Regions from separate parts of the Mus musculus genome. Here region 1 is linked to region 2. A link is a loop called in an ENCODE intact Hi-C map of the cell type or tissue named here. Cell type or tissue: left cerebral cortex. All regions are shown on one strand. Each heading gives the region's core, and the rest is flanking DNA. Links, peaks and the distances in the headings are about the cores only.

Region 1 (4,388 bases), core at 151-4,150, 110 kb after region 2:
CAAACTAATACATAAATAGATATATCATGGATAAATAAATAAGAAGAGACCAAGTGAGCTGGGTCTGATAACAGAGGCTTGTCGTTCTCAGCATGGGGGGAGGCAGAGGCGGGAAGATCGCAAGTTTGAGGCCAGCTTGGCCTATCTAGCAAGACTCTGTCTTGAATCCAACTACTCAGCCACATACTCAAACAAAATCAGTAAATGTATGGACAAAAAGGAAATCCACCCATTTGTCAGTGGAAGGAGCTTCTATTGATCCTTGTCTCTTAAAATGTCCCCCTTAGCCCTTGCAGGAGCCAATGAGCTGCATTTTCAGGTCCAAAGCCACAGGCTAAGGATTTGCTTCGGATTTGGACTTCCTTCTGAAGGCATCCTTACCTGACTGGGGTCCGAATTCATGTGGCTGTTTGACTTTGTCCATAATTTTTTTATTGCCGTAGCTACTGTTTGTTTTTCAGGAGAGAAACCAGAGCAAAGCTCCTTGAGGGGCGGGGAGATAAGAAACTCTCAGATACAGGGCATTCCAGGACTGCTAAATACCACGACCTCTGGTCCACAAGGCAAGGATAGAGTAGGCGTTATTTTCTCCTGGGGCAACTGTTGAAACCCACACTGAATGAAAGACAATCTATTATGGGAAGGGGAGAGAGCTTTCCTGACCACTGCCTGCATAATTTCCTATTTATGAGTATGGCGGTGGCCTCCGTATGAGAGCTTGTCCCACATATGATCTGGGAATTATTAAATGTTGACTATTAAATATTTTAGTTAGCTTTACACTGTGTTTATCTTCCTAGAATGATGAATATGCAGATTTAGAATGGAATTTCTTCATTTCCAGGCAAATTGTGCCATGTAGTCCTTGGCAAGCAGGGCCTCTGATGGGTGACTCACCATGGCGGGCAGCTTCTGTGTCAAGAAAGGCCACATCATCTCAAGACTCCAAGAAGAGGGACATTTAGATGGGGGCACTGTATCACTCTGGTGACAGTCTCTAGAAACTTGTATAAGACCGTGGCCTGACTTAGTGATTTTGAATAACAGTTCCCTAGCCTAGACACGCAGGGACAGTAAACATATGCCACTTCCAAGAGCAGGAAAGGGCAAGGTCCAACCAGAGGGCAAGGGAGAGAGGTCTCTGCCCCTGGACAAGCAGCCTTGAAGGCAGCACTTGCTACAAAACACACATCCTTGTCTTCTGCCTGTTCAGCCTGTCTGGCTCCATGGGCTCCAAGCCTCGGTCCAGGAATGCTGTGCTGTTGTTCCTGCGACTCCGCAGAATGTGTTTGCCTTGTTAAAGGCCAGCCCAGGACTAATTTTGCAAAGTAAATCTGGGAAACGGCTTAATTTCATTTCCCTAGAGATTTTTTTTTTCTGGAGTAAAGTTAGAAGAAATGGTAAGGCGAGCAGAGAAGCCACAGGCAGAAGTTGCAGGATTTTTTTTCCGCCCTGGTTTCTGGACTATGAATGGAGTTTAATGGATTTTCAGTAGGCAGTGGTGATTTTTAAGACTGCACTGCTGAGATTTATAGCCCATGAGATACTGCTATAAACTCTACGATCTTTAACTCGCATGTCTTCTTGAACATCCAGAAGAAACACACAAGGGACTGTGTCCCAGTGACTCACACTTGTGTTCCCACCACTTGTGTTTGTTGAACACCTACTATCTGCCAGGGATGGTCTCTCATCCTTCTCTCACAGCTGCATCATAGCCTCTTCCTTGGAAGAATAAAAACAACAACAGCAACCAAAGCTCACAAAACTCAGAAAAACCAAAAAAAAAAAAAAAACCAACCAAACAAAACAAAACAAAACAAAACCAATAACCAAAAGAAACAAAACAAAACAAACAAACAAACAAACACCAAGCCACTAAAACCATGGGCTGGGACAAGGCTCAGCTTATAGAGTTCTTGTATAATATTCTCAAGGCCCTGGGTTTAGTCCTAGCACTGTATGGATGGGGCAGGGTAGGAGTTATCTGTAATTCTAGACCTCAGGAGGTAGAGGCAGGAGTACTAGAAGCTCAAAAGTTATCCTTAGCTGGTCTGAACAATATGAGACTGTGTCTAAGAAAGTCAGAAAAAGAAAAAAGACCTGGCTTTTGACTTGAGTCAAAAATAGCCACTCTAGAAGAAACCCTAGACAGAACTTGCATTTTCCTAAGGGGTCAGCACAGGGTGTCATACACTGGAGAAGGAGCACGGCCTGTGGGCGTGTGCACTCCAACTCAACCCCAGGATCCCTGGCTTTCCGATGCTTTGCTGTGGCATACATTAGTCATTCTAGTCCATGACTTGCCCGGCTTTGCTGGCTGTGCCCTGCCTTCCTCTCCTCCTGCCCTTCACTTTCCCCACTGGCTAGCTGGGTTATTAGAGAATGACCCAAAAGAGGGAGCCATCTTCTCCAAATGGCCACAGCAGCCCTCTTGGTTGTGGTGGCTGATTAACGCAAGAGCTGGTGGCAGAGCAGAAGCCTGGGCTCAGGAGGAGAGGGATGGGGCTGCCTGCCTCACCAACCAGATCTTTGCTTAGGTGTGTGGTGGTGGTGGTGGGGGGCAGTGAGGCTTATAGGCTGGGCTGATCTCCTGGGCCCTGGCTGGAGTCCTTAGGAGTAAAGTGAAGGACCTAACACGGATCGGCAGTTAACTTACGCCCTTCACTTTTTATTTTATTTTATTTTATTTTATTTTATTTTATTTTTGTTTTCCAAATACTGTTTTATGTAACACACCTATGAGCAGAAGAGATTTGGCAAATGATATTCCGGAAGGAGAGCGGAGCTCAGAGCCTGGCCCATCCTCTCCACAGATCAACCCTCTGTGTCCAACCTCCCAGGATTTTGTTGGGACTAGCCTATCTCCAAGATCCACCTATATCGGAAGTGACCCGACAGTGATTAAGCTTCCCGAGGGCCAGCATTTAATCATCTCTCCAAGTCCCACCCTTTCCTTCAGTGCTTAGTAAAAGGCTAGATATATGTAAGCAGTCTGTGTTTATTGCTCCATGTAGTTCTTTGGTGACTAGAAAAACCACTTCAGAATCTATGTGCTTTTAGCCCATCCGACCCAGTACTTTAGAGCTTGTTTAGAATGGCAGAAATCAGCACGCAACTGTTAGTGCACCGGCCTCTTCCATCCCTAGGTGCTCAGGGTTGGTTCCTGGTTCACAACGGCCCCTTCGTCAGGGCTGGCACCAACTCAGGTGTTCCTGAGTTTTTCTGGGCAGCATGACTTTATCTCCCCAAGGGTTGGCCATGGCTTTATTGGTCGGAGAGTGGACACTGCCTTCAAACCAGGCCAATCAGAATAATCAATCCTCTAAGGTTTCCTAAATTGGAACCCAGGGGGAGATTGTCCATCTCTGATGGTGGCAACTCCTGAATGCTGGAATTGGGAGCTTTTTGGGAAACCAAACGTTTTGTTTCCCATCCAGTCTGGGAGAAAAGAGAGTCTCTCAGAGAAGAATGACCTAGATTCATGGTCTCGCTTGATCTCAAGTGTTTCTCTTGTGTGTGATATAATCTCAGTGTCAGAGAGCAGAGGCAGCCTTGGTTCCCATGCCGGCTACTGCAGGGGCTCAGAAGCGCTCTCTCTGTTCCCTCCCAGGGCTCTGCCTTTGAAGTTCAGCCCTTTTCTGCTTTTCGTAAACCGTCAATACTGTGTACTCTTCTGGATGTTAGAGGTATTTGCCCCCGTGATAGGAGGGAGTAGACACAGGAAAACCAAAACCACAATAATACAACAGCACTCAGAGGCTAAGGTATACAAGCAGAAAGATCTGGGGCCTGGGACCTGCATTTTGAGGTCAGAGAAGCCCCAGAGACCTGTTGCTACCCTCCCCGAGAGAAGCCTGGCCAGCCTGTTCAAGATCTGTACCTGCCATGACTCTGTCCCCAGAGAATCAGTTTTGCCGAGCAAGCTCTGGTGTACTGTTTCCCATATACCATACTGCACTGTGACATGAGAAACTGAGGAATAGAGGACTGAAGAAGCTTCCATAGTTCCTAACTGCATGCACATTTAGGTCTGGCTGTGTGAAAATCTAGAATTCTCAAATTGTTACTCAGGGAGAAAGGTATGAGAGACACTGGAATGTTCTACTAATGAGGAGCTCCAGCAATTAATTAGGAAATACAAACATGTCATGACCAATTCTGTCTTTCAATTTTAAAGATATATAAATCTAGATACATGTTGAGTAACCAGAATGTAATGTCTGGGTCCATCCTGTTGGACTGGGTCAGAGAGTTTCCACATGTCAGAAGGCCCCTGATGGTCTGTTACAGATCGAAAATGTGAGATATTTGTATAGGTTTTGTGCCTCGAGTTAGTCCTGTTACAAGGCAATTAGTACCATCTCCACTTAGAAAGTAGGAAATTA
Region 2 (4,388 bases), core at 261-4,260:
GAGCTGAGAACCTGGATGGAATGGTTCTGCTACACCATCGAAGTCACGTTTAAAAAATATGCATGGGATTAAAATGATTTCCTCACAAAGGCATCATCTTCCATAAGAAAATAAAGCAGAGCCAAATCCAGCTGTACTAGTCATTGTTCTCCAGAGACACTAAATCCGTAGATACAAATGTGGATGTATAAAAGAGATATTGGCTCATGTGATTATGGACATTCAGAAGCTAGTGTCTGTAAGGCAGAGAACCAGAAGCCTGGGAGATATTTTCGTTCTATACACGAAGACCTCAGAACCAAGGGAGCTGGAGGTATTGGTTCCAGTCAGAGTGTGAAGAAGGTTTGTGGTCCAGGGGTCGATGCCTCTGGGCAGCAGAAGGTAGATATGCCAGTTCAAGCAGAAAGAATGAACTCACTCTTCCTCTGTCTCCTGTCTGATCTACTCCACGGATTGGATTGTGCATACCGGCTTGGCAAGGGTGGTCTTAGTCTATCAATCAAATACAGATCTTTTTCAGAAATACCTTCACAGGGCCTGGAAGAACGAGTGGCTTTCCGTTGCCATCCCTCAGTCAAGCTGACACATAGGATTGTCCATTGCATGTACAAACAGTAAGATCAGAAGTACAGAGATGGCAGAGCCCGTTGTAGCCTGACCTTGGTGTACAGCAAAGTGTTGTCTCCTTGTCACAGGGTGTTGTAGGGACCTCAAATGTGTGCAAAAGACAGCTTGGCAAGGCTGGACCTGTAGAAAACCAGTGGGGCCCTGAGGCATACAAAGCATCAAGGCCTTGGCTGTCTTATAGTTAGAGTCTTATACTGGAGTAGCAGGCAGCTGTATAAAGTCTAGAGGGCATCCTAGCCATAGCCAGACCCTCACTATGATGCTGTGGACTCATGCTTAACTTTGTCTTTTCTGGGAAGCCCTGTGCAGCTCAGGTGATTATGGAGGCTCAAATGCTTCCAGCAAATGAAATAAATCTTGGCCTTGAGTCTAATGATCACAAACCTTGGGATTTGTCACGCCACGCTTCAGTGAGGAATTCCCCCCCCCTGCCCCCAACAAGGATATTTTTGTGTTACTTACTATGCCTGCTGTATCCGAGGGTTTTGTAAACTGAGGCAGAGGAGTTATATAGCTTAGGCAAGCTCACAGATCTAGGAAGCAGTGACGGTTCTGGGATTTGACTTCTGCCTTGGGTGCAGCTGTAGGCTGTGGGACAGTTCTGACACAGGGGGTCCCCGCATGCAGCCTTCCTCTCTGAGAGTTTCCACCCCTGCCTCTCTGAGCTACCTAAGAGCTGAGGCTTGGACCTCAGTTCCTCTCCCAGCTACAATCTACTTCTGAGCTTCTCCCCAACCCTCCCCACCAAGCCTCTTTGACGTGCAAGTCCCTCCTCCCACAGTAGTGTTCTCCAGTGGCTGCCCTTCCTTCCTCTCAGGCCTGTTTCTATCCCTTACAAAAACCATCCCCGGTTGTTTTCAAAGTCACTGTTAAATATACCCAGAGCAGAAACCCTCAGGGAGAGACCATGCCAAGAGGATGCAGAGCTAAAGGGGAATAGTCATACCCTTGCACAAGCCCCTGGCAGACGAGCAGTGCAGATTATTGCTTTTGGATAAGCTTCCTAGGTGTGGAGGAACTTTCCTTTGTAAAGAAAGAGAATCTCGATAGGCTCTCTTTGTAAAGAGACTTTATGGGTAGCGAGGATGGAGCTAGAGACCTGCTTTTAAAGGTGGGTGCGGGAGGGGAAAGCTCTCCTCTGGGTCTCTCCCAGGGGAGCAATGAACATATGGTTGCGTGACACCTCTCACACTGTTCTCTGGGACAGTCTGACCCTATCTTCCCTCCCTGGGTGGAGTTGGATAGAGATGGGACAGTGACAGTGTCTGGCAGCCCCAAATGCCGACAGCTGTGCAGCCCTGGAATAATTGCCTATATCTGTTTCCCCTCCCTTCCAGGTCTTGGAAAGTGCTCCAGCAAAGGATGCTGTGCGGTGTGATGACCTGCAAAGGCAGCCCTTCCATTTACGTTTCAAACTCCAAGTCAGCCGTGTCAGAGTTGGAGCCGGGGCTACAGAGCTTAATGGGTCAGACGCAATTAGCAGCCCGGAGAGCTCACGCTGCGGTGCGATTTATTTATTTATTTATTTACCCATCAGATTCCAAGAATGCGAGTGCTTAAAAGCAACCAAACAATTGCTCTATTGTACTGAAAGAAAGCCCAGTTCATTCAGAAATCAATCGCACCACCAGGTGGAGCTCACTCTGGTCCCAAACAGATGGGGGCTGACCCTCCTCCCCAAACAGTGAAATCCTGTTAAATTAAAACCTCCATCCAGAAGTGGCACCAATACAGAACATGAACAGGATGGAGTCAGTTCCTTTCCGGCAAATTCTTTTCTTCTCCTGCTCTTTCCCCTTCTTTTGAAAAGAATTCAGCATTCCGGGTTCATCAGCGTTAGCATCTCTGCCGGCACGCAGCCGGCTACCCTTTGCGGTTCGTCGTGTTACTTTAATGCGACTGAAAAATTAAAGGGCAATATTGGGCCAATGCAAATGGTTTTGAAAAGCATGTGCATCCGTGCAGCGCTCTCGTTTAATTAATAGTCTGGTAAACTATTTGGTGCACTTGAAGTCAGCGGAGAAGCACAAAAACTCCATGTTAAATATCCACTCCATATTTAACAGGCTGCAGTGAGGAGCACTAGAACATGCAGGCCCTTCTCGAGTTTCACTGTCTGAGAAATTTCAAAGCTGACCCAAGTCAACCTAAAAATGTTTAACACCCTGGGCCTGAACACAAGAAACCCTGTGATGAGCAGACATTAATTACATTTTTTTTTCTTTTTTAAAGAAAATGAGAAACTTTTTTTTTTTTTTTTTTTTTTTTTTTTTTTTGAAATAGAGGCTTCGGAACCTAATTGGCAGCTGCAGAGGTAGTGAGTGAGAGCCAGATCATGTGGGGAACTTTTAACACACTAACAGGACTCAAACGAAAACTTGAATAGCAGACACCTTTGTTTCCAGTCAAATGGGCTGATTAAGAAATGAAGCATTTTAACGAGTTCTTAAAATGGAGAATTAATTATTTACATGTTAAAAATTAAAGCAGGGTTATGTGAATTCTACTCTTGCTTAGGAGTTGAATAGGGGCAGAAAGAGTGAGCCCATGGGTGACGCCTTAAGTCATGAAGTGAAATTAAGGATTATAATTTCTAGTGACAGAAGTAAGAACTGCTTCAGGTTCTAGGCCAGGTGGCTTGGCTTGATCCTTCAAGTCCAGACTAGTTATGATATTGCCTGGAAACACAAGAAAACTATACTGGGTAGACTGGATTGTGACAATTGAGCAACAGAAAAAAACTAGCTATTTTAATCCTGGCCTTTGGAAAGCAGAGGCAGAGGGATCTCTGTGAGTTGAGGCCAGAGAATGCTACTACTGAGTGAGACCTTGGTAGGTGGGAAGAAGGAAGGGAAGGAGGAGGGAGGGAGGGAGGGAGGGAGGGAGGGAGGGAGGGAGGGAGAGAGAGAGAGAGAGAGAGAGAGAGAGAGAGAGAGAGAACACACACACACACAATGCTGACTGGTGGGGGGTGGGCACAGGCCTGCTTTTAAGGGACCCAGGGAGAAATATGCAGCAAGAAGTGAACAAGCCGTTCTTTATCTTACTGACAGATGCATTTGGATGCAGGGAAACAAGGGGGTCTCAGTCATTCCTTGGATTCAGAAGGAAAAGAATGGGCATGTAACCTTTGACCCGTCTGGCTCCAGCATCTTTGTCCAGCCCTTTGGCCCTGACCTCCTCACATTCCAATATCCTGAAGCCAGGCTCTCCCCAAGCCTGCGCTGCAAATGATCTTGGTGTTGTGGATACACACTCATGGGCTCAGGTGTAGTCTAGAGACACCCCGCCAGGCTTGCCTGACAAACTTATAAAACTATGGGCTTTTGGGTCCCAAAGTGACCGAGTTGGGTGGAGTGGGGCCCAGGGTTCTGTCAGAGTACTGCAGCTGAGAATCACTGCCCCAGGCTCCACTTAGAGGCCACTGGACTAGTTCTTTAACAGGTTCCCTTGGTCAATTGCTCACACGTGGAAGTCTGAACACAAACCCCTCATTGAACAGAAAGTCCCTTAGGCCCCTGAGTCAGTTCTCCTCTGAAACACAGGGAGGGTAGGAAGGCTCTGTCCTTTAAACCGCGTCCAGTGGTACCTGAAATGTCATTTGACTGATGAAGGATGAGACGAGAAGGGAGGGGATTAATGACAAACGGATCTGAGTCCTTGCTAAAATAAAAACGGATTCCTACCCAGTGTCTCTTGAAACATAGGCCGTGTGGCAGCTTGTGTGTGGTGGGCCTTGTGTAGAGAGATGTGCGGTGCAG

Evidence for each region. Hi-C counts contacts between places; a loop is a spot of excess contacts. Peaks named below come from ENCODE experiments on the same cell type or tissue, not always from the same donor. Only the 100,000 strongest peaks of a DNase experiment are listed, where the experiment ranks them.
Region 1: a loop joins it to region 2, with 1.9 times the contacts of the local background. A loop is called at or near these places in 1 of 42 quality-filtered maps.

Annotation. Positions count from the first base shown.
Region 1 is chr3:144,252,470-144,256,857 of GRCm38, reverse strand. No RefSeq gene overlaps it. Among named protein-coding and RNA genes, the nearest start is that of Gm46828, 18 kb to the right of the region's middle. In left cerebral cortex, for the core only: no CTCF peak of the experiment used is centred there; no DNase peak of the experiment used is centred there.
Region 2 is chr3:144,365,472-144,369,859 of GRCm38, reverse strand. No RefSeq gene overlaps it. Among named protein-coding and RNA genes, the nearest start is that of Gm34434, 14 kb to the left of the region's middle. In left cerebral cortex, for the core only: a CTCF peak has its summit at 2,245 (motif pointing right); DNase peaks (open chromatin) are centred at 2,242 and 2,568; H3K4me3 peaks cover 740 bases; H3K27ac peaks cover 277 bases.